3 separate regions of the Homo sapiens genome follow, and regions 1 and 3 are each linked to region 2. A link is an interaction called in ENCODE POLR2A ChIA-PET data of the cell type or tissue named here. Cell type or tissue: A673. All regions are shown on one strand. Each heading gives the region's core, and the rest is flanking DNA. Links, peaks and the distances in the headings are about the cores only.

Region 1 (8,155 bases), core at 1,064-6,063, 410 kb after region 2:
GATTAGGTCATGAGGGTGAAGCCTTCATGATTAATGGGATTAATGCCTTCATAAGAGACAGGAGAGAGATGATGTCTGTCTCTGTCATGTGACCGTCTGCAAACTGGGAAGATGGGCCTGGCCAGGAATAGAATCTGCCAGAACTTCTATTTCTCAGCCTCCAGAACTGTGGGAAATAAATGTTTGCTATTTAAGCCATCCAGACTAACACATTAAATTTTATTTTTATAATTTGATAAGGTAATTTTTTTTTTTATTGCTAGTGCACCCAAACCTTTATTTGTAAACTAATCACTCTTTTTGGTGTGTTGATAAGTACTGTTTATACAGTAATGACCTTAACTCTTTGCCATTTTTGTTGCTGACTTTTTCCTGTTTATTTTTTGTGTATGATATATTTTTAATTTTTATGAAGTTTAGCTTCTATCACTTTAATCTATTGATCTTTCATTGTAATTTCTGTTACTTTAAAAATATTTTTTCATCCAGAAATTAGAAATATTTACCATGACTTTTTCTAGGCTTTTTTGTTTTAATGCTTCTAAATTTTCAATCCATATGGGACTTATTTTGGTAAATGTATGCCATGAGGTGAGGATCACAAAGATTTTTTTCTAAGCAGCTAGCCAGTAGCTTCAGTACCATTTGTTAAATAAATGATCTCCTCCACCCTTCCTCCACCCTGGTTTGTGATGCCTGCTTTATTACATACTCTTGTTTCTAGACTATCTGTTTGATTTCATTGATCTGTCTGTTCTTATGCCCGCACCACACTGACTTAATTAATGCCATTTTACTTATTAATTCTAATTTATTGCCCAAACCACATTAACAGAAATCAAAATTCGCTTATGATCCTACCACCACTACAGAAATCTAACTCTTGTCCTTTGGCTGTGTTATTCTTAGTCCTATTTCATGTCTGTTTAATTTTTTAGTTATAGCAGTTGCATGGAAAAAATTTTATAGTTTTTTTTAAAGTTCCACAGGTTATTCTGTAGTCTTCTAACTTACTAAGTTCTACTGATAAAGTACAAGTCACATTAAAGAATTAATATTATAAAAGGGTCTTGATATGTAGATAGCCTTATACACTACATTAGTAATTGTATGCAGTCTACTGCTGACCAGATGGTTTAGACAATTCTCTATCACATGTGTGTTACACAAATAAAATGCTTACCATTTCCACTGTACTCAGGATGCATTTGTACGTACAATGGTGAGTTTATGATGGCATAGCATTTTATAACTTATGAATAGCATTCTTGAATTTTTGTAGTTTGGCTTGTCATGAATTCAGTTCCCTGTAAAACTTCTGCATTGAGAAAATTCAGCTTCATTTGTAAACCACTGCAGATGATCTTCAAAAAACCGTCTTTTTAGTTAAGTCCAATGTTAGAACGTTGTTCTGAGATGTCAGCCATGTGAGTGGAGATGATAATATAATCTTTGTGCCTGGGATGCAACAGGGAGGAGTGAATCCAGAGTTTGGGGAGAGGGTGGGACAGTCGTCTGAATGCTCTTTCCACTTTCCTGTGTGTTGGCTTTCTGCTTCTGATCCTATAGAAGCCAGTGAAAAGCCATCACAGTTACTTAAAATGAACACCGTACAATACCTGGGCAACAGTTTCTTTAAAAGTGGAAAAATTGCTGTACTCAATATTCTCTCTGGCCTTGACACAAAAATCATAGTTCAAAAGTTCATGATGGTGGTCCTTGGTATAATTCTCAGATGTGAGAAAGGTCCCTACACACTTTCGTAGTCTTTTCCCATAAGGGACCAATATGTGTTAGTACTTAAAAGTGAAAGTAGAGCCACTGAAGGGTCTGGTCAGCTAAGCCTGAGGACTCGAAAGTTCTAGGACAGTGTATTCCAGGGAAAGTTACAACTGGGAAGTGATTCTATTAGATTGTCCGGTGAAGAGAGAAAAAAGTACATTTACTTCTTGAACTTTTGTAGGTCGAGAAATGTGCCTCCAAGGTTCTTAGGAAGACCTTTGACGTGGATATTTTAGTTCTTCCCTACTCCTTCCCCTGCCCCAACACAAACAGCCTCACGTCTTCATTTACTTCGTTAACTATTATGGAACATTTTGGTGCAAACATGTGAATCAGTTTAACTGGAGAAGTAATAACGTACATCCCAGTCTGCTTGACATTGTAATTGCAGAAGTATATGATCTAATCCCTGTGTACCTCCCCACCCCAAGTTTCTAGTCCAGAAACCCTTGACAGATAATTAAACAGTTATGGCAAAGTATTAGATTGATGCAAAAGTAATTGTAGTTTTTGCCATTTTTTAAATATTGTGCCTTAGCATTCATAATTTTAAGTAGGGTCATTTAGACATTTCTTAAGATATGCACACAGTTGCAATGGGTTTTTTTTTCCTTTTTTTAAGTTTCTAACTAGACTTTCAAAAGAGAAGCCGTCTGTATTCCAGGTGCTACAGTCCCAAAATAAGTCTCTGATATGTCATGCAAAGTGTTCAGAAAGCAAAGGTGGTTGAAATTACATCAAAATGGTTTCCAAGGCCCTGTCTGTTCTTGTAGAGGTCAGAGAAACCACAGCCTGCAAAAACACAATTGAGGCCAAAAATCTGAAACACCTGCTGTTCCCAATGAACTGTGTGATGCACATAGAAAGTGTTTGGAAGGGAGGGTCAAGCTAAGTGAACAGTCATGATAATACCTGGTTGGTCTTGTAGCAGCAAAATTGAGGGGAAATATGAAAGTTTTTAAAATGGATTTTTTTTAATGTTATTGTTGATACCCCTATTTGAATGTAAAGTCCCTAACACAAAGAAGCAAGCTTCCTTTAGACTGCATTTACTGCTCTTGATGACTCCAGTTGTGTGTAAATATTAGAAAACAGCAGGGTCCTGCATTCCAAGAATCACTTGAGCAGTGCCACGAAGACAAGTGTCCTTACTGGTATTGTAGTCATACTCCCAAGCTCTCCTGCTGTTTCTAATCTGTGCGCACAGCCGTGAAAAAACTGGACTGACATTTACAGGCACAGCAGGGAGACACTTGACTAGGGAATGTTGAAGACTACAGCACCTCCAATTCAAAGTGGCCACCACACATGATAAATCTTCACAGGAGAGCCAGTCTGCACTTCAGCTGATGCCATAATGAGGGTATCTGTAATGAAGCAAAAAGCAGAACATTATTCTCCTCTAAACTCAACTTTTTAGCAGTCAGATGTTTATTGTTGCCTTTTTTAAGACCTAAATATCTAAAGGAAAAATCTAATTCTGCGTGGGTGTCGGATCTATTTCTTTGAAACTTTTTTGGAAGGTCTGTTTCCTTACTGCTCAGTCCTTACTAGGGTTTTACAGGAATGTTCCTTAGTAAAAGAGCATTTACTCATCAACTCTGAATAGAAATAACATTTCCTGGAATCTTTTCTAACTGGCATGTAAACGAGGGTCAGTCGCTTTCTGCCTCGAGTTCGGCAGATTTTATTCCCTGTTTTGTCCCAGGGAGCTGCCAGATTCGTATGCCATAATACCAGTAATGCAATTAGGTTTGCTGCACATTGTCTGGTTGACTTCTCAGTTAAGAGTTTCTTTCCCTGTGGGAATAAGACTAGACAGACTGCCATTTGCTATTACTAATTCTGCTTAGCATTATCACTGGAGCTTTTTTTGTAATTAGCTATCTTAGTTGGCTCTTAAATTTTAATAGCCAATTGAAGCTACGTTTTCGCCAAGTTCCATATCTAAATTGCATTCAGTCCATTAACAAAGTTGGTTAAAAGGCTATTAAAAGCCAATATATGGTGGTTCGCACTTTCATCTTTGCGGCAGTAGCAATGCTGGCTTCCTCCGAGTTCTCTAAAGGAACTTACTCTCCTCAAAGTTACACATAAACTGGACACAACTTCTGAGCGGCAAGAAATTAATGACAAGATTTTTAGCATGCTAACATATTTCAAAAATGTCACTGCCTACCCCCTTTGCCTTTTGGTGAGGGTTCTTCCAGGGTTTGGTTTCATTTGGTTGATGGCGATGAAGGAAGGAAGAAAGACATTTAATATTGTAACTTAAAATTGATGGTTTTTGAAAAGTGAATAATTGAAATGATGTTTTTCTCCATTTTAGCTTATCAAAATTATTAGCAAAACCATCTGAGGCACCTTCTGGTAGAATTATAGTCTCGCTGGGTTTAGTTTGTAAAACATTCTGCCAGACATTTAAAAAAAAAAAAATTGTAGTGGAGCCAACACATAGGCTCAGAGCACTCTTTGCCTAATTGATAGTCCTCGTTATTATTATGGTTAAAGTCAGAAGACCATTTCTAACACTCCCCCACCCTTGGCAAATTAGTTTACCATGATTTTAATTTCTACATTGAGTCCCCCTTCCTCCAAATTGGAACGTTAGTTCAGTTTTCCATTTTCAAAGGTACTTAATTTCAAAAATTTTTACAATTTGTAATGCAGGCTGTCAAAAGAAATTAGACTGGTACAGGGTGCATTCAGTGTACATTTATCTCTGAATCGTTAGTATCCTGGGAATGAAGACGTGGAGAGAAACTAGTGGGCAAATACATCCTGTCACCTTGACTCAGTCCAGTGCAACTGAAACAGCCCTCCACCCCCACCCTGCCCCATTTTGCCAGTGTCCTATTTTGAAAAGAATAGTTTTTCTGTTTCAAAAATCTACAGATTTTTTAAGACTCCAAATGATGGCTTTTTCTATTGCCCCATTCAGAAGCTATTAGAAATTGTATTTAATCTTAAATTTTTCAAAGTCACAAGAGGTTCAAATACTTTCCATCTCCCTCTATTTGACCATTCTTCCATAGCTAGCTTTCTCTATCACCCCCAGAACTGTGATCAGGCTTTGTCTTTGATGATGTTATCTTCCCTACTGAAAGCCACCTGGCAGACAAAATCTGGGTGGAGGTAATTCTGCTAAAATTACGTTTCCATTTTAGGAGTCCATATTCACATGGGATTTTTCATACAAGTTTACTTTTTCAGTCTTTGGCTAGATGGCTGAGGCAACATCAATGAAAGTATAAGAGCTTCACATGTCTTAGCAAAGCAACAGCTGGATGGTCTCTGATGATTTTTGTTCTATACCAGAAGCTGATAGAAAAGGACAAGAGAGGTCATTTTATCCATGTTAAGATTATAATGCAGTAAAATTAATATGTTATTGTATATGTAACTAATTGAGCTTTAATAAAAATAAAACTGGCTTTAAAAATCATGTCACAAAACTCTCTAAGAGATGAGTTTGATGGCTTCTCCTATGGAAGACAAAGCAAGAACAGCCCTGCTGTGTGTTTTTTGTTTTGTTTTGTTTTGTTTTTTGAGATGGAGTCTCTGTCGCCCAGGCTGGAGTGCAGTGGTGTGATCTTTTGGGTGCTAACTTTCCCATGCTCCTGAATTGCACATGTGGAATGCAATGTTCCTGGTAGGCATCTCATACAACCCCTAGAGAAGGAAAGGAGAGGGGCCTTCAGGAACCTGGTAGAAGCCTGGGCAGAGTTGGCTGACGTCACTTGGTCTGGAATGAGAGAGGATTTGACATTGCACACAGTACAGGAGGCACCTCACGTGTTACCATGTGATTCACTTAAGGTCTTTTCTCTTGGACTGGTCTATTTCCTTAGAGAAGGTTCTATCTGTTGCCCAGAGGGCTGAATTTTGAAGACCATAGTTAAGAGAGCACCATCCAATTCATCAGCTTTGCCTTTTAGGGATTATGCTTTTGGTGTCTGGTCTAAGAATTTGGCCTAGCCCTAGATTCTGAAGATTTTTCAATTTTCCCTGAAAGTTCTAGAGTTTTATGTTCTACATCTAAGGCTTTGATCTATTTTGAGGGTTTTTTTATATCTATATAAGCTGTGAGTTTCGAGTCAAGATTCTGCTTTTTGCCTATGGATGTCCAATTGTTTCAGAACAATTTTATTATTACTATTATTTTATTTTTTCCAAGACTGAGTCTCGCTCTGTTGCCCAGGCTGGAGTGCAATGGCGCAATCTCAGCCCACTGCAACCTCCGCCTCCCGGGTTCAAGCAATTCTCCTGCCTCAGCCTCCCAAGTAGCTGGGATTACAGGCATGCGCCACTAGGCCCGGCTAATTTTTGTATTTTTAGTAGAGACAGGGTTTCACCATGTTGGCCAGGCTGGTCTCAAACTCCTGACCTCGTGATCCATCCACTTTGACCTCCCAAAGTTCTGGGATTACAGGCGTGAGCCACCGCGCCTGGCCTCAGAACAATTTTTTGAAGAGACTTTTCTTCCTCTTCTGAATTGATTTTGCACCATCAGAAAAAATTAGACATATTTGTAGATGAGTCTATTTGTGGATTTTCTATTCAGCTAGCTCTATGTCCACTGATCTGCCAGTATCACACTGTTTTGATTACTGTAGCTATATAGTGAGCTTTGGTATTAGATTCCTCCCGCTTGGTCATTTTTAAAGATTGGTTTAGCTATTCGAGAACTTTTGCCTTTCTATACAAATTTTAGAATGAAATTGAGGTCTACAAAAAATGGTATTGAAACTACAGACAATTTTGGGAGAACTGACATCTTTATTGTGTTAAATCTTTCGATCTATGAACACAATACTTTGTTGTTGTTGTTGTTGTTGTTTAGGTCTTTGAGTTTCAATATACAATCCTGTACTTAGTTTGTTAAGTGTATACCTAAGAATTTAACTTTTTTCTGAAGCAGTTGTAAATGGTTTTGTGTTTTTTTTTTGGTGGGGGGGGAGGGGTTGAAGTCTTGCTCTGTTGTCCAGGCTGGAGTGCAGTGGTGTGATCTCAGCTCACTGCCACCTCCACCTCCCAGGTTCAAGCAATTGTCCTGCCTCAGCCTCCAGAGTTGCTGGGATTACAGGCACCCGCCACCACGCCCGACTAATTTTTGTATTTTTGGTAGAGATGGGGTTTCACCACGTTGGCCAGGCTGGTCTCCAACTCCTGACCTCAGGTGATCCGCCCACCTCGGCCTCCTCAAGTGCCGGGATTACATGTGTGAGCCACCGTGCCTGGCAGGTATTGTTTTTAATTTCAGTTTCCACAGATTCATTGTTAGTGTAAAGAAATACAATTTTTGAGTTTTGTGTTTTGCTGTCACATTGACGAATTTACTATTTATCAATTTTAAAACTTAAGTATTGAGTTCTTATTATGATAGATGAGATTTTAGCTCTCTTGTACTCTTCCCCTTCCCCTATCCTTTCGTACAATTAGGTATTTTTAGATAAATTGGTAGTCAGGGTTTACATTGTTTCAACTAGGTAGATATTACTTATTTCAGTGTATTGTGATGTCGTTTCCTTTTTTGGTAAAACTTTTTGCTTCTGTTGGAATTAAAAATTGCCTCATTAATCTTTTTCTAAGTTTTTTACATATTTTTGACTATTTACAGTTATTCCATCAGATCTATTATAACACCCACCAGTAGTTTTTTATTTCACATGTTCAATCATATCAGAAAATTCATCAATTTGTTTTTAAATTGGATGCCTCCCTTCTGGAGTGTTTCTTTTTGTTCCACCTGATATCAAGTTGTCTTTGGGATCCTGTGCAGAGCTTCACCTAAAGCTTCTCCTCACCATAATTTTGGACTTCTCTTTACCACTTTGCTGTATTGTATCTCCCGTTCCTGATTTCTGTAGCTTCTTTCCTGATTTTGTCTCTTGCTTTGCACTAGTACATCCTGCAGAAGCTTCTTTAAAAAGATGTATGGGAAGCTATTATTTTTAATCCTTGCATGTCGGAAAATATCTGAGTTACCTTCACATCTGTTAGATAGTTTGGCTAGGTGTAGCAGCCTGGTTTGAAAATTATTTTCCTTCAGATTTTAAAAAGATGTTGCACCGCTCATTGTGTTTTAGCATTTAATGTTGCCTAGGGGGAAGCTTAGTGCATTCTGATGCCCTTTCCACTTTGAAACTCTTGGGATCTTCTCTTTGTCCTTCTGTTGTAACATTTCATGGCCATGCACCTTCATGAGGCTTCCTGTCATTTATTGTGTCGGTAACTCAATTATTTGTCAAATATTGAATGCTTACTTTGGCACTATTCTGCACTCCAGAGATACTGCAGTGAATAAGACAAGGTTTTCACCTTATGGAGCTTATAACCTGGTAGGGGAAAAAAGATAAGAAATATATAAATA
Region 2 (8,155 bases), core at 2,095-7,094:
TCCTGCCTCAGTCTCCCCAGCAGCTGGGACTACAGGCGCCTACCACCATGACTGGCTAATTTTTTTGTATTTTTAGTAGAGACGGGGTTTCACCATGTTAGCCAGGATGGTCTCGATCTCCCGACCCACCCGCCTTGGCCTCCCAAAGTGCTGGGATTACAAGTGTGAGCCACCTTGCCCAGGCTCTTTTTTTTTTTTTTTAACTACTTCTTAAGGAGCAGGGCTACACCATAGGCAGTGTGCCTAGAGTAGCCCAATATCCCTTTTGTGCCAAAAGAATCTTTTTGAGTTTAATAAAGTAGGATTTTTTTTTTTAGGAAAAATATTAAAAGACATTCTCAAGCATAAACTTGCAAACTAGAGAATGCACCAACGGATAAACATGAGGAATATTAAATTGCTGAAATGAATAGAAATCCCTGTGGGAACGTTGTCTTCCACTGCTCTCTCCTGTAACAAAGCAAAAGGTAGCAAATCTGCTGATGGCTTGACTTCGTGAGTCATGTAGCCTCCTTCCCTGCCCTGGTTTTGGTGCTAACCGTGCCCTCATCTCTTCCAAAAGACATTCAGCTTCTGACTTGAGATTGCACAGGTCAAAAGCTTTTCAGTTCACTCTTAACTCCACAGTGGTTTTATTCTATCACATATTTACACAGGGATTTCACAAAGTACTCTTGAAAGCAAAGCATAAGCAATTTATCGTACACAACAGGATTTACTTAGTACTGAGCAGGCATTTCTTGTGACCTTCCTGTAAACGTTAAAAAGTGTTGTTGTTTTTAGTCAGTTTGCTTGAGGTAGATATTCATAGGGAATCATTTTGGGTCATATGATCGCTAGAAGAAAAGCTATTTTCAGCAACTTAGGACAAGGCTGTAACTGAAAAGGGCCTGCCTGCTCACTGGTATCAAGTCCCCGAGGAAGGCAGCTTGTGGCTGTTTTCTTCTCTTGGTCCAGCACAGTTTGCAGAGAAGCTTCTGGAAGGACTGAGACCACCAGATAGCAGTCATCCTTGGGGATGGATATTTATTGTTTGCCTGTGGGCTAAGTTGATTGGCCAGACACAGTGCCTGTAATGCCAGCACTTTGGAAGGTCAAGGTGGGAGGATCTCTTGAGCTCAGGAGTTAGAGACCAGCCTGGGCAACATAGTGAGACCTCATATCTACTAAAAAAAAAAAAAAAAAAAAATCAAAAAAATTAGCTGGGGGTGGTGGCATGCACCTGTAGTCCCAGCTACTTGGAAGGCTGAGGTAGGAGAATCACTTGAGTGTGGGAAGTCAAGGCTGCAGGTGCCCTGATTACACCACTGCACTCCAGCCTGGGCAACAGAGCAAGAACCGGTCTCAAAAAAATTAATTAAAAAAATAAAATAAAAAGTAAAGTTTGTTCATCTACTTTATTGTTGATTATTAAATTCTAGGTAGGTGTGTCCAGTGCATTTTGTTTATCACTTCTAGGCAATATTCACTCATTGCAAACTCTGTGCTAAATCATAACACCCATAACATCCAGGCAGCTGGATACATTTCAGTTCAACTGGCAATTGGTCGTGCACAATTTGTCATGTGCCAGGCACTCATTGAACCTTTCCACAATCCTGCAAGGCAGGAATTACACCCATGTTTACCCAATCCAGAAGCTAAAGCCTAGAGATTTATGCAAGTCCACTCACTAGTAAATGGTAGGGGGATTAAATTAAAACTCAGGTCTTCTCACTCCACTGCCTCCAAAACAATTAATGAAACCTGCCTGTGAGATAAGGAAATGGAAGCACAGAGGTCAAGTGACCAAGGACTCTTAAACGTAGGCCACTGGACTTTCCATTCTTTGTTGGACACAGTGCAAACACGTCTAAGACGTAATCTATTTGGAACGTTAATCTGTTGTTAGCAAACTTTTCAGAAATTGTCTTTATTTTCTATTTCTCTGAAAGAAAGTAGGGCATTGTTTCATTCGTACTTGTAGGATTTTAATTGAGGGAGGGAACTGAATGGTGACATAGAGAGGTCAATGCCATTGAAATAATTTACACTTAGGATTCCCTAGAGATGGGGGCACATGGGGAATGCCAGGTTTGGTCAGGCGGCAGAAGCAAGAACAAGGGGAAAGGTCTAGATCAATGCCGTTGTTGGGGTTTCTTTGGGAAAGCCAAGACAGGCCACAGTGAACCGTTCGGGACTGGCTAGTTTGAGTTTACGGGTGGTCTCTAGTTGCCTGGGGCCTGGTCCTGGGATGATTTAGGGCAAGGGAAATACTGGCTTGCTGTGTGAGATTAGATAAATGGATTGAGTGGCTTGCATAGGAGGGGCATTCCCAAGCAAGTTGTTACTATCTTTAGGTATTGGCTAGGCCTGGGAAGGACAGCAGTCTCTCCCCAGATCTGTAAGGCCCCCCTGAAGATGTCAAAACAGACCAGGTGTGGTGGCTCACGCCTGCAATTCCAGCACTTGGGGAGGCTAAGGCAGGAGGATTGCTTGAGTCCAGGAGTTGGAGACCAGCATGGGCAATATAGCAAGACCCCCATCTCCACACACACAAAAACATTCTTAATTAGCTGGGTGTGGTGGCATGTGCCTGTGGTCCCAGCTACTCAGGAGGCTGAAGTGGGAGGATCTCTTGAGCCCAGGAGGTCAAGGCGGTGGTGAGCCTTGATCATGCCACGGCACTTCAGCCTGGGTGACAGTGAGACCCTGTCTCTTAAAAAAAAAAAGAAAAAAAAAAAGAAATCAAAGCATAAGATACAGAAAATAAAAGAAACACATTCCAATCTATGGTAATACAGTTCTAGATGGTATTCTCTCCCATTGAGCAACCATTGCATTTTACCACTGCTGTTAGCCTATGTCCAGTTTGATTCTTTGAAGACCTCTTGGTTGAAGGAGATAAGTTTAAAGTTGTACCTACCTGATTAATATTTGGAAATTTGTTAAAACATAGCTTTTTCAGCCCAGCGCAGTGGCTCACACCTGTAATCCCAGCAATTTGGGAGGCCGAGGTGGGCAGATCACCTGAGGTCAGGAGTTCAAGACCAGTCTGGCCAACATGGTGAAACCCCATCTCTACTAAAAATATAAAATTAGCCAGGCACGGTGGTGCACGCCTATAATCCCAGCTACTTGGGAGGCTGAGGCAGGAGAATCACCTGAACCCGGGAGGCAGAGGTTGCAGTGAGCCAAGATCGCGCCACCGCACTCCAGCCTGGGGGACAAGAGCGAGACTTTGTCTCAAAAAAAAAAAAAAAAAAACCATAGATTTTTCATGTGATTCCAGATAGCCAAATACAGTGACCTCCTTGTTATCTACGGTCTTACCAAGCAGAAATCTATTACTCGCTATCCACAGTTAGCCAGTGCAAGGACAATAGATGTTCTGAATAACTGTCTTGAGATACTGCAGAATCTTGAAGTTCTCTGAGTCATAAAGAGAATGAACATTTTTTTAAAAATCATCTAGTGAGAAGTATATTTTATCATATTAAAAATCTTTGAAAATTGGAAAGCCAAGGATGTTACTCATTATTTGATTAACTGGAATCTTCCACCTCCTGATCAGCCTGGAAGAAAGATAGAATATATTTTTGAAATTCATAGATTATTAACATAGTTCATACATTTTCTAACAAATGAGTATCATGTTAGGGAAAAATCTAAAAAGAAAATAAGTTTTCATATAGATGTCCGACATCATAGAGCTTAAATGGATTCAATTTTCAGCGAATCTGTTGACATCCTTTTGATTTCAGTACCGTACCAGCATTTGAGGCTTCATATGTCTACCTTCCTTTTCAAAAGGCAGCCACTCATGAAAATCATGACAATCAAATGGTAAAAGATGAGCAAAAAATAGGAACAACTTACTTGCGAAAACACCTCTTGTATGCAGAATGGAGGTAGTATCAAACTATTATGAATTTATAGGATCTTATTCCACACGCTGTCTCAGCCTTTGTTTTCACAGTTAACATCTGCAGCAGATGATGTTCACACATGTCCACATGCCTCGGGGACACACCTCCTGTGGGCTTTCCCCATTACACTTACCTTTTTCACCCACTCAAGGAAGCTTATTAGAATGCAAGTAAACGAGAATGGCATTATGATGTTATAAGCCAATACAATTTTAGAACAAAAATCAAATCATTCCCAAGTTCTGTTGAGCTCTAATAGATAGCAAGCTATTTGTGATGCACCCAGACACTGATCTGGGCACCAGTATACCCTGCTCCTGTAGTTGAGAACATCTAAGAATCACAACTCACCTTGGAAAGTTTATTTCACTGATCCACACTTAAATCTCTCATTCACTCAACAATTATCTATTGAATTTGTACTAGAAGCTGGAGGAACAGCTGCTTTCACAGTTTAAAAGAAAATCACAGATGGGTAAAATGGTCATCATTATTAACATGATCTGTGTGTTGAATTTGATAAGTGCTGACCATAACATGTTGTACGTAAGTGTTTCATAGCCAATGGCATTGATGAAAGAGCTGGATCCATGAAAATTCCAAGGGGAGTTCCCATTTTATTAATTTGGCAAACTGGCCATCAAAGCATTTTGCTTGTAGCCATAGCTCTCTTTGGAAGCCTGTGATAATTGTGCTGGATAGGAGGCAGCGTGAGGCCAGGAGCCGTGGCTTATCCCTGCCAGCACTTTGGGAGGCCAAAGCGGGAGGATTGCTTAAGGCAAGAATTTGAGATCAGCCCGCACATAGTAAGACCTTGTATCTCTCTAAAATAAATATACATACATATAAGTATGTATTTTTTAAAAAAGAGAAAAGAGACAATGTGAAAATTAACTAGGAAGCTGATATCACAGGGTTATCTGAGATTTGCTACTTATGATTTCTGCTGCTTTTATTAGTTAGAAAGGGAGGAAGGAAGGAAGGAAGGACAGAGGGAGGGCGGGGGAAGGGAGGGAGGAAGGAAGGAAGAGAGGGAGGGGGGAAGAAAGGGAAAATAATAGATTGCACAAAATACTAATTGGGCCTCATAGGGTGGTCTCTGGAAATGGGGTGATTTTCATCTATTTATCCTCCATGAGAGGCAGCAAAGCCAATTGGACAGGCTATTTGTGGCAACAGGAGGTCTTGGCTGGTAACCAGGGGGCCATGCGTTCTCCAGCACCCTGCTAGTTAGCTGCGCTGTATTGTGCCAACTCTGGAGTCTGTCCTTCTCCCCAGAATTCGTTTGTGCACTGGATGCTTCGGATGAGTTTCTGAAGGAGCGTGTGATAAACCTTCCTGAGAGCATCGTGGCGGGGACCCACTACAGCCAAGACCGATTCCTCCGGGCTCTGAGCAACTACCGGGACATCAATATCGACGATGAGACTGTCTTCAACTATTTTGATGAACTTGAAATTCACCCGATACATATTGGTATGAAATGAATTCAAGGATAATGTGAATGTCCAGGACCCCCAGCAAAGCTTGGTGCAGGTCTAGCTGTAATTGTGGGGCTGGGGGGAGGGTGGGGAGTGTAATCATGGGTTGGGGCACAGGAAGCCATGAAATACACAGGGCACTCCTCCTGGGGAGTCATTCTATGTGGGGATTTGGTGGTGGGAGGGTGTTATTATCGTATGAGAATTTATGGATATATTGTGAAGTCAAATGACAAATCCTTTTTTTTTTTTTTGTGGGGGGATGGAGTCTCGCTCAGTTGCCCAAGCTGGAGTGCAGTGGTGCAATCTTGGCTCACTGCAACCTCTGCTTCCCGGGTTCAAGCAATTCTCCTGCCTCAGCCTCCCAAGTAGCTGGAACTACAGGCACATGCCACCAGGCCTGATTAATTTTTTTTTCTTTTTTTTTGAGATGGAGTCTTGCTCTATTGCCCAGGCTGGAGTGCAGTGGCACCATCTCGGCTCACTGCAAACTCCGCCTCCCGGGTTCACGCCATTCTCCTGCCTCAGCCTCCCGAGTAGCTGGGACTACAGGTGCACACCACAGTGCCCGGCTAATTTTTTTGTATTTTTAGTAGAGACGGGGTTTCACTGTGTTAGCCAGGATGGTCTCGATCTCCTGACCTCGTGATCTGCCCGCCTCGGCCTCCCAAAGTACTGGGATTATAGGTGTGAGCCACCGTGCCTGGCCGACAAACTCTTTTTTTTTTTTTTTTAAAGAAATGTGTGTATGGTGCTGGCTGCTTGGGCCATTCCCCCAGGTTCCTTGGGAGCAGTGTTCTGTCCCTGTTAAATTATTGGGCACTGGTGCTCTTCCAGACCCTTTCCCAGCCTTCTGACTGGCCAGCCCATCCCCGTAGCTACCCAGAAGAGCAAATAGCTCTTCACTGCGTTCCTTCTTGTTTCCTGTAAACACAGCTCTGAGCTTAGCACACAGCAAGCACTCATGATCCCGCATCACGTCAGCCTCATCGTCACCATTATCATTCCTGGCTCCAGTTCTCAGCTTTCACAGCTGCTGCTACTTCCCTTGGCTTGTTGAACCCCTGACCTACCTTTCTGGTTTTCTGGACCTTCGCACGTATTCCTCCTATGGGCTTGGTGAGAAAGAACCAGCTTCTGCCTGGTGGAAGCTTCCTGGCCAGGCCCACACCTTGGGCCTCCAGGGGCTGCTCTCTACCCCCAACTGCCCAATGGGACAGCATTTGAGCCCTGGAGTATCGGGAGGCTTAGTGCTAAGGGATAATGTCAGCAGGAGGCAGGAGAGCTAATTCCAATTGTGGCTGGGCCTCAGTTTTCTCATCTGTGAAATAGGAAAATAATCAGGCTTGCAGGATTGTTACAAACGGTAGAGATGAGAGATACGAAGTGCCTGGCACATTGAAGGAGTTCAACAAGTGGTCATTTTGTTATTCCTACCAACACTAAGGCATAACATGACATACTATTATGAAATAAAAAAATGACTGGGTGCAGTGCCTCACGCCTGTAATCCCTACACATTGGAAGACCAAGGTGGGTGGATCATCTGAGGTCAGGAGTTCAAGACCAGCATGGCCAACATGGTGAAACCCCATCTCTACTAAAAATACACAAATTAGCTGGGCGTGGTGGTGTGCACCTGTAATCCCAGCTACCCAGGAGGCTGAGGCAGGAGAATCATTTGAACCCAGGAGGCAGAGATTGCAGTGAAGTGAGATCATGCCACTGCACTCCAGCCTGGGTGACAGTGAGACTCTGTCTCAAAAAAAAAAAAAGAAATACAAAAACAATTTATAAATCTGCAAATTCTTCTTGTCTGCACCCTCAGAGCAGTGACTGGGTTTTGTCCTCATCTGGACATGTTTCTGCATGTTGGACATGCTTTATATGTAAAAGCTAAGGGTTCTGTACCTCCTAATATGGAAATTAGTTTACATTATTTAGAGAACTAGGAAAGAATGGAGAATACATTTCAGAAAAATAGTGATTGTCATCTTTTCAGTTAGGTCCCAAAAACTGTTTATAGGAAGATCAGGAGAGCCCAGGAGAAATGTTGAGAAAAAAAATAAGTAACAGGGAGGAATGAATGAGTGGCCATTGTGTTCCATCTCATCCTGTGCCCATCTCATTTGGCCTCATCTACAACTGACAACTGGGAGATAATATAAAAGCAGAAGGGAGAAATGTATCCTAAGGATGGGAGATGGGGAGGGCGTCTCACAGCCAGGGATGCAGCCCGGCCTCTGCAATGTCTGGAATGGGGCCCTGGAAAGATGCTGGGAATCACATCCTCTCATCAGCTCTGGACTCTGCTTCTCTCTCAGTGTCTCTTTGTCCTCTCTTTCTTTGGGCCAGTGTACTCTCCCCCTCTGTGGCCTGTGTGGTAGGCTGAGGCCACCCCACACCCCAGAGTTACAATGCTACCCTGGGAGCCAAGGCCAGAGCTGACTTCACTGTGTCCAATCCCACATTCCCTGAAGGGCAACTCTGCTGGTCACAGTTCGGGCTGAGGTGCCCCACCCCAGTCTAATCAGCAGTGGCCCCACTCTGGGGTCAGAGTGGAATATTGCTAGGGGGAATCATTCCCAAGTACCTTCTCAAAGGTGTCCAGTTAGTGATATCAAGGTTGTAACTACTCAGAGTAATCAGGGAGAAATGCATTTATTTATTTATTTATTTATTTTATTTATTCTTTTTGAGACAGAATCTCCCTCTGTCACCCAGGCTGAAGTGCAGTGGCGCAATCTTGGCTCACTGCAACCTCTG
Region 3 (8,155 bases), core at 1,064-6,063, 590 kb after region 2:
GTGCTAGAAACTTTCCCCTAGAAGAGTTGGGAGAATTAAATGCTATAAAGAATATGAAAAGTGATGTGTGAATTGTAAGTCACACCTCACATCTGAGTCACTGGGGACACTGTCAGCTTCCAGAGGGTAGGGACAGCGAGTGGCTCAGCTTTGTCACTGTGGCATCTGGCAAAAGCCCTGCTCCCTCTCCAAGGTGATTTTTGGGTAAAAGCATGGTGTGGGGCAGTCCGAGCCAACACTAAGGAACTGCAAAGGAAGGACTCATCTGCTGAAACAGAGCCTGTCTGGCTTCCCTGGTATAATGGGTTGAAATGTGCCCCTCTCCAAAATCCCTGTGTTGGAGTCCTAACCCCCAGTACCTCCGAATGTGACTGTATTTGGAGATAAAATCTTTTAAAGAGGTAATTGAGGTTAAATGAGGTCACTGGGGTGGACCCTAATCCAATAAGACTGTTGTCCTTATTCAGAGAAGGAATGTGGACCCAGACACACACAGAGGAGGGCCGTGTGAAGATATAGGGAGAAGGCAGCTGTCCATGAGCCAAGAAGAGAGGCCTTAGAAGAAACCACCCCTGGCAACACCTTGATCATGGACTTCCAGCCTCCAGAACTGTATAAAAATACATTTCTGTTATTTAAGTTCTCCAGCCTGGGGTACTTTGTTATGGTAGCCCTAGCAAACTAACACACCTGGACAGCCCCTTCATAGCAGTTAACAGCTCCTGTTTGCAGAGGCCTGAGTTCAGTCAAGGCAGCATGAGAAGTGCTTCATAGAGAAGATTTCCAGATGCCCCTCAGCAACCCGGCAAGGCAGGCCTCATCCCCCCAGGTGTGACAGACACAGGGTGAGGGTGAAACGGTCTTCCCAGGAGCACACCCGCAAGGGAGGCAAGGCCCGAGCAGTGAGGAGTCAAGCACAGAGACTTGGAACAAGATTCCGCCTGAGTTTTGGCTCCTCACCTGCTAGGCTTGGGGTCTTGGCACCATGACTTAACCCTGGACTCTCAGTGTCTCCATCTTTAAATGGGGCTAATAACAGCAGCATCTGTCCCTCAGTGCTGTCAGGTGGCTTCAGTGAGATAATACATGGTATAGCGGATGACGCGTGATGCAGGACAAGCCCTCAAACTCATGGATGCAGTTCACAGCTTTTTGCCCAGCAGGGCTGAACTTGAGATCCTCCCCTCTCCTGCTGCCCCAGCCTGGCCCTGGGCCTGGGGATGGGGGCTCGGTGCTGCCTGATGCATGGCCCACTGAAGGAAAGCTGGCTTCCAGCAGCAAATCTGCTGGTTTGAGCCCCTCTCTGAGCCCTTGTGACCACTTTTGGGCCTTTTAAGGACCTCTCTTGTACCTCCTGCTGCTGTAGAACAAACAAAAAATCTGCTGTGGCAGCTGGTCACCTCCTTAATTAAGCCGTGCAAATGTCGAAAAAGGTGTGAAAGCAAGACTGCATGTGGATAATCTCACTCTTAGATTGCAATGTGAATCCTTTCTCCCACCTCCCTTTTGGATGGATGACACCATTGAGGTCACTGGGAATAGGAAGAAGTTAAAGCAGAAAATAGTGACAACTCCTCATCATATCTGCAAAAGGCATAATGGTCCCTAAAGTTTTTTTTTTTTTGGATACGGAGTAATGCTCTTGTTGCCCAGGCTGGAGTGCAATGGTGCGATCTTGGCTCACTGCAACCTCCGCCTCCCGGGCTCAAATGACTCTCCTGTCTCTGCCTCCCGAGTAGCTGGGATTACTTGCCTCCACCACCATGCCCGGCTAAGTCTTTGTATTTTTAGTAGACATGGGGTTTCACCATATTGGCCAGGCTGGTCTCGAACTCCTGACCTCAGGTGATCCACCCGCCTTGACGTCCCAAAGTGCTGGGATTACAGTGTGAGCCACTGCGCTTGGCCGCCCAAAGGGTTTTTGAATTCATCACTCCCCAACCCTGGCCTACAGGCCTGAGCTTAAACTCTGGATGTGCCACTTCCTAGCTGTGCAGGTTTAGGGAAGTTACTTCATCTCTCCGTGCCTTGGCTTCCATGTCTGTAACATGGGAATCATCACAGTACCTATCTTAAAAGTGGTTGGGGAGATCAAGAGATATCATGCACACAGATCATTTAGCAGAGAGTTTGCTCAAGAAATGATAGCTATCATCTGCTCGTTCTTATTGTTGTCATCATTTAAAAAAATTCCCATCCTCTCCCATTTCTGCTACCCTCTATACTTGGGCCAGCCCACTCATCTCTTCGTGTTTACACCCAGCTCTTCCTGCAATGCATCGCCTCTTGTCTCTGCCAGTAGCCCAGTCACTTCACACCCTCTGAGCTCCAGCGACTCCTCCTCTGAGAAACCTCTTGGGTCCTAGTGTTTGTAGTTTGTCTCATGCAGTCCTCCTAAAACCTTGCGAGTTCTCTTCTCCCCATTTTACAAATACGGAAACTTGGGCTTATAAAAATTGATTTGTCCAAGGACACAAAGCTTTCCAGGTCACAAGATTTCAAGCACAGGGCTCTGTGGTCCTCAGGCTATGCTGATTTATCACTGTCTCTCCCCACACATTTCACCTTATTTGTGCACTGTTCATTGACCCAGTCACTTTGTGAATTCTTTGACAGGGGGGATAAGACTTATTCATGTCTGCATCCCCAGCATCTAGCATAATCTTTGACATAGGCAGATACTCAATAAATACCTGCTGAGTGAGTGAAGGAAGAAATAAATTCCATATACATGAAATAAGAGAGTTAGATGTGAAGGAATCTCTAAGCTCCTCCATAGCTCTCAAAAGTCTAAGTCACATAATTTATGGAAATTTCTTCCCATCAAAATCATGTTAGGAAAATATAGCAGTGAGTGGTGCTGCATGATTGTTAATATAATTTGCAATTTCCATAGCTTCTTATGGAGACATGAACTTAAACATGCACAGAGGTTTGTCAAATATCCTATGTATCTGGAGAATCCTAGGAGAATCTCAGAGGGGATCAACCTGAGGAACGTCTTGAACTGGGGTGAGATGTCCCAATAGAAACAGTGTCAGGGCCGGGCACACCTGTGCTGGGTCTTTGCTCAGCTGCTTATTGACCTCTAACCTTCCCCAAGTCTTGGCTTCAGTTTTTTCATCTGTAAAATGAGGGCAAGGCAGAATGGGGCTATGGCAGAGGCTATGCCTGATACATGGATGACTCAAGATGAGTCGCTTTCCTCTTCCTTCCCTTGTAATTTCCTGGCTCTGGCAGGTAAGGTACCTGTTAGTCCATCTTTCAACTTAATGTCTTTGTCTGCTCTTTGTTGCCATCTGGGGCAGCATCCAGGAGCATTCACTGAACATCTAAAGGGTGGGTACAGATGACAGAGGTTCATGGAGGTCCCAGGACGGTGCCATCACTTCCAGCTGAAGGCTCGACTCAGCTGTGAACAGTGAGGACTTCAGTAGGCAGAGAAGGAAAAGGGTCAGGCACAGGAATTGGGAAACAGATGGCATTTCTGAGGGTCCAGAGGAGAAAAATGCAAGCACACCCAGGGATTGTTGGTAGACAGTGTGTTTGTACCTGGGGACTGTGTGTGCAGAAGAGGATGGAGGGGCCAAATTAGGATGGTGGGAGTCAGACCAGAGTGGGGGGCATCCTGTTCAATACCATGGGGCCTACAAAGGGGCTGAAAATTCGTCTTCCCCGTTTTCCTTCCTCCCTCCCTCCTTCCTCCCTCCCTGCCTCCTTCCTTCTTTCCTTCCTTCCTTCCTTCCTTCCTTCCTTCCTTCCTTCCTTCCTTCCTTCCTTCCTTCCTTCCTTCCTTCCCTTCATCATTCCTCCCTCCTCCTCCTCTTTCTTCTTCCTCTTTTTTTCTCTCTCTCCCCATTTCAGAAGGATGGAGCTAATTCCAGAAGGGTGGAGTTTAATCCAAGGTTAAAGTTGGAGGACACAAAAGACAGATCTCAGCGGGGTTCTGAGTGGGTGGGGGAAGGAGAAGAGATCAAATTAGAAAAGGATTAAAATATCAGGGCAGTTTCTGAATCTTGAAACTAAGTGTTAGTCTGCAAAGGACAAAAGACAGAATCCCAGTATCCTCTTAAACATCGCCTGTCCCCTGTTTCTTTTCTGTCTCTGCCTTTGGATGCCCCTCTGCTGAGGGGCAGGGCCTCTCAGACGACACCTTTCCTGACTTTCTCTGTGTATCCAAACTCTCAGATGACATGCATTTGATTTCTCCCAGTTTTAATTTTAAGAAAACAAGAATGCCCTCCCTCTCTCCCTCCCTAATTTCGTCCTTCCTTCCTTCCTTCCTTCCTTCCTTCCTTCCTTCCTTCCTTCCTTCCTTCCTTTCCCCCTTCCTCCTTCCCATCCATCCATTAGGCACTAATATATGGTAGTAGAAAATGGGCATGCAGGGGAGAAAGGGACAATTATTTATTGAATTTAGAGTTATCGATGTCATGGAGGCTAGGGGATGAATCCTGTCTTCTTCTAGCTACTGTTTTCTCTGTCAAGTCCCTGTGTCATTCAGAAACCCAGCTTTGTCATCTGTAAACCAGGGTTGATAGAGCCGACCTTGCCAGGTTCTTATGCAGGGACTCACAGGAACCATCACCAAATGCTTTCGCTGGAGATGTGGGCAGGAATCTCCTCCCAACAACCCATGCACAGCAAAGGGGTTATTTGTATACTTTTCCAGAATGAGAATAGGGCAGGACTGCACTGGATCTGCTCATTGGGAAGTCAGAAGTGAGATCCCTGAGAGAAGATTCTCTTTCTCTTGAAGCGTTTCTGGGGAGCCTCATTTTGCTTCCCAGATAAGATAGAAATAGATAGGTAGATAGATAAGACAAATAGATACACGGATACAAGGTTAATAGATACATAGACAGATAAATAGACAGACAGATAGATAGATGAATGGAATAAATAGATAGATAGATAGATAGATAGATAGATAGATAGATAGATAGATAGATAGATAGATAGATTAGATAGATTTGCTAGAGGCCAGACTTGGCTTTGAAACTCAATGTATGACTGCTGCCCCCTGCCCAGGGACGTCTTCCCCCGGTGGGACAGGAGAGCAGTGAGTTCTGCAAGGTGTGTGTGTGTGTGTGTGTGTGTGTGTGTGTGTGTGTGTGTTTTCTGAGACATAGTCTCACTCTGTGGCCCAGGCTGGAGTTCAGTGACACGATCTCGGCTCACTGCAACCTCTGCCTCTCAGGTTCAAGTGATTCTCCTGCCTCAGTCTCCCAAATAGCTGAGATTACAGGGATGAGCCACCACACCCAGCTAATTTTTTATATTTTTGGTAGAGATGGGGTTTCACCATGTTGACCAGGCTGGTCTTGAACTCTTGACCTCAAGTGATCTGCCTGCCTCTGCCTCCCAAAGTGCTGGAGTTACAAGGCATGAGCTACCGCATGTGGGTTATTCTTGAAAGCAAAGTGTGTGCTCAGAGGCAGAGCCTGGGCTCCACACACATGATCTCACAGCAGCCTGATCAGGGGATCCTTTACCCTGTTTTTCCAGATAGGGAACCTCAGTGGCACATAGGCAAGCAAAGAGCTTATCCAGGGCCACACAGCCAGCGGGCAGAGATACATGGCAGCAGACAAGTGGCCCTGGCCATGCAGCTGCCTCACCTCAGCTTTGATCTTAGAGGAAGAAACTCTGCCTTCAGCCTGGGCCTGTGCAACACACACCTCCTAAACAAGAAAACAACCAACAATGTGGGGAGCATTGTCTCCAGTGACCATCCAGGGCCAGGGCTGGCTTTGGGGTGTATCCTCAGGTCAGCTGCGATATGAGGAGCTGCAGGTCAACTGCAACATGAGGAACATCGACAGGCCCAAGGTCTTCCTTTTAAAGAGCTACCATTTAGTCTGAGACATATTTGTGCCTGTTCTAGAATTTTGGTGTGAAAAGTTCTCTATTTTATGAAAGGAAGAAAAGTTCTCTATTTTACTCTATTTTATGTAGTACTTGGGTTTTGTTTTTAAGTTTTGGCCAAATAAAAGCTGACAACTCTATGTCAATTCTATCTCTGTCTATCTATCATCTATCTATCTATCTATCTATCTATCTATCTATCTATCTATCTATCTATCTATCATCTATCATCTATCATCTGTTATCTATCTATCTATCTATCTATCTATCTATCTATCTATCTATCTGTTTATCTATCATCTATCTATCCATGTATCTCTCTCTCTTATCTATCTACCTATTTATCTCTAACTTATCTATTTACCTATCTCTATTTTCTATCTATCTATCTATCTATCTATCTATCTATCTATCTATCTATCTATCGCTCTATCTTTAATTTTAAAATTTGCTGCTTGGTGACACCCACAGGTCTGGATACCACTGCTCTAGCTATCTCAGGGAAGTTCCATGAATTAGAGGCTTCAAATGCCTTTCAGGGGCTACTGATAGCCACAGCTCAGGCACCAGGTGCGCTCGTGGTTCTGGCTCTGCCCCTTTCTGCCGGGTTTGTAGGTGCTGCCCTCCTCTGAGCTTCCTTTTACTCCTCTGTGAACTAGACTTAATGAGGCCAACTCCAACGTGTCAGTGTCAGGCTGGGGTAAGATAGAGAGAGGGAACGGCCAGCATGGGGTCTGGCATACTAAGGGCACCAACCAATGGGGCTTGGCTTCATTTGTACGTTCACTTAACCAAGCCCATGGACCACCTACTGTGTACCACCCCTGCGTAGAGTACTGGGAAAAAGCAGTGAACATCCACAGTCCCAGGTTTTCAATCCAGCAGGGGTCCTGATAAACACACAGCTGACCTCCTCCCTGTTAAGGGTGAGGAGGGGGCTTCAGGAGGGGGGTGGCAGGGTGTCACTGGAGCACCTGGTGGAGGATTAGCTTCTCACCTGTCTTGGGTGTGGGTGGAGGTGGGGTGGGAACTGGCTGCTGGGGAAAACCTTCTGGCTCTTCATGGGACCTGCTCAGAGGGCCAGAGGAATAGATTCCTGGGAGCCTGGGAATTGAAAACAGAAATGTGTGACAACAGATGGACTGGGGTCTTTTCTGGAGCAGAATGTCAGTGCTCGTCTGGAGATCTCACTGTCTCTGAGGGCCATACCCACAGGTATGACCTACATTGAGAACGTCTGTCCTGGGTATGAAGTCTCTTCTCAGATGCAATTTTGTTGGAGCTGCACAAGAGGCCCATGGGTTGATGTGATTATCTCCATGAAAGAAGATTTGGAGATGAGGACGGATGAAATGACTGGCCCATGGCCACCTGTCTGGTCAACTGCAATGTGACCCAGGACTTCGGATCACACTTCACCAGCTCTCCAAAAGCATCTCACTCCAGACTCTCCAGATGCATCGTTTGCCACATGCAGGGGGCTTCTGGAAGAGGGTGGCAGGGTGTCAAAGGAGCACATGCATAGCTGCCCTCTCTTTGTTTTCTCTGACATCAGTTGGCTTTCAAAAGCTGCGTCATTTCCTTCAGCCATTGGCCCAAGTGACTCAAGGGGACATGGAGCTCCAGTGGGAGGCGGGAGATTTCGCGCCCAGCTCCATCCTGTCTGTGGCCTCAGGCTTGCTTAGTCTCTGCCACCATGAGATGGGCAGTGGTCTGGGTGGCCCCCTTCCTCTCTCCTCCTGGCTGCTTGGCAGGGAGCACCTGATGGAAAGTGCTGTTGTATGGGGCCTTAGGAAAATTGGGACAAGTTGATGTTCACAGTGCTGGAGAGGCCGGCATCTGGGGGAAATTCATTATTTATACGCTGCGTGGGAGTTCCTGGTCATGTTTTTCTCAAGTGGAAACATTTGATAAAAAGCCCAACAAGTCAGAAAAAAAACTTAACTTAGAAAAAAAAAAGAAATAAAATTTAGCATCTGAAGTTGGACACTGATTGATATTCTGGGTTAAATCTCTTTGAACTAGGGAACAGACAACTCACAGAGCCATCCGACGTAGACTTATATTTAAATGAACGTTGCCCTGTTTTCGTTTTGTTATTGGGTGTACAGGGTCTTTTTTTTAAGGATATAAATTCCAACCATGTTTTGTGTGAAGGGTCTCAGTGCATACTGACATTGTGAGTGTCAGCCCCAGATCACTTTAATCAGAGAGTGGATATGCATGATAAAACGGATAAGGGACTTTAATCAAAAAATCCGCTGGCCTGGAAACGTGACGCACTCCG

Evidence for each region. ChIA-PET counts read pairs that join two places held together with the same protein. Peaks named below come from ENCODE experiments on the same cell type or tissue, not always from the same donor. Only the 100,000 strongest peaks of a DNase experiment are listed, where the experiment ranks them.
Region 1: POLR2A ChIA-PET joins it to region 2 with 8 read pairs; 1 of 35 experiments calls an interaction of 5 or more read pairs at or near these places.
Region 3: POLR2A ChIA-PET joins it to region 2 with 7 read pairs; 1 of 35 experiments calls an interaction of 5 or more read pairs at or near these places.

The regions. Positions count from the first base shown.
Region 1 is chr14:96,885,809-96,893,963 of GRCh38, forward strand. No RefSeq gene overlaps it. Among named protein-coding and RNA genes, the nearest start is that of LINC00618, 54 kb to the right of the region's middle. In A673, for the core only: no CTCF peak of the experiment used is centred there; DNase peaks (open chromatin) are centred at 2,983 and 3,333; H3K27ac peaks cover 1,132 bases.
Region 2 is chr14:96,473,279-96,481,433 of GRCh38, forward strand. AK7 (adenylate kinase 7) reads left to right here. Exons shown (of 18, transcript NM_152327.5): 15 at 5,187-5,384. Among named protein-coding and RNA genes, the nearest start is that of PAPOLA-DT, 25 kb to the right of the region's middle. RefSeq lists a silencer at 760-960. In A673, for the core only: no CTCF peak of the experiment used is centred there; DNase peaks (open chromatin) are centred at 4,673, 5,073 and 6,323; H3K4me3 peaks cover 1,864 bases; H3K27ac peaks cover 3,042 bases.
Region 3 is chr14:97,062,313-97,070,467 of GRCh38, forward strand. No RefSeq gene overlaps it. Among named protein-coding and RNA genes, the nearest start is that of LINC02304, 88 kb to the right of the region's middle. In A673, for the core only: no CTCF peak of the experiment used is centred there; DNase peaks (open chromatin) are centred at 2,319, 3,619, 4,189 and 4,429; H3K27ac peaks cover 5,000 bases.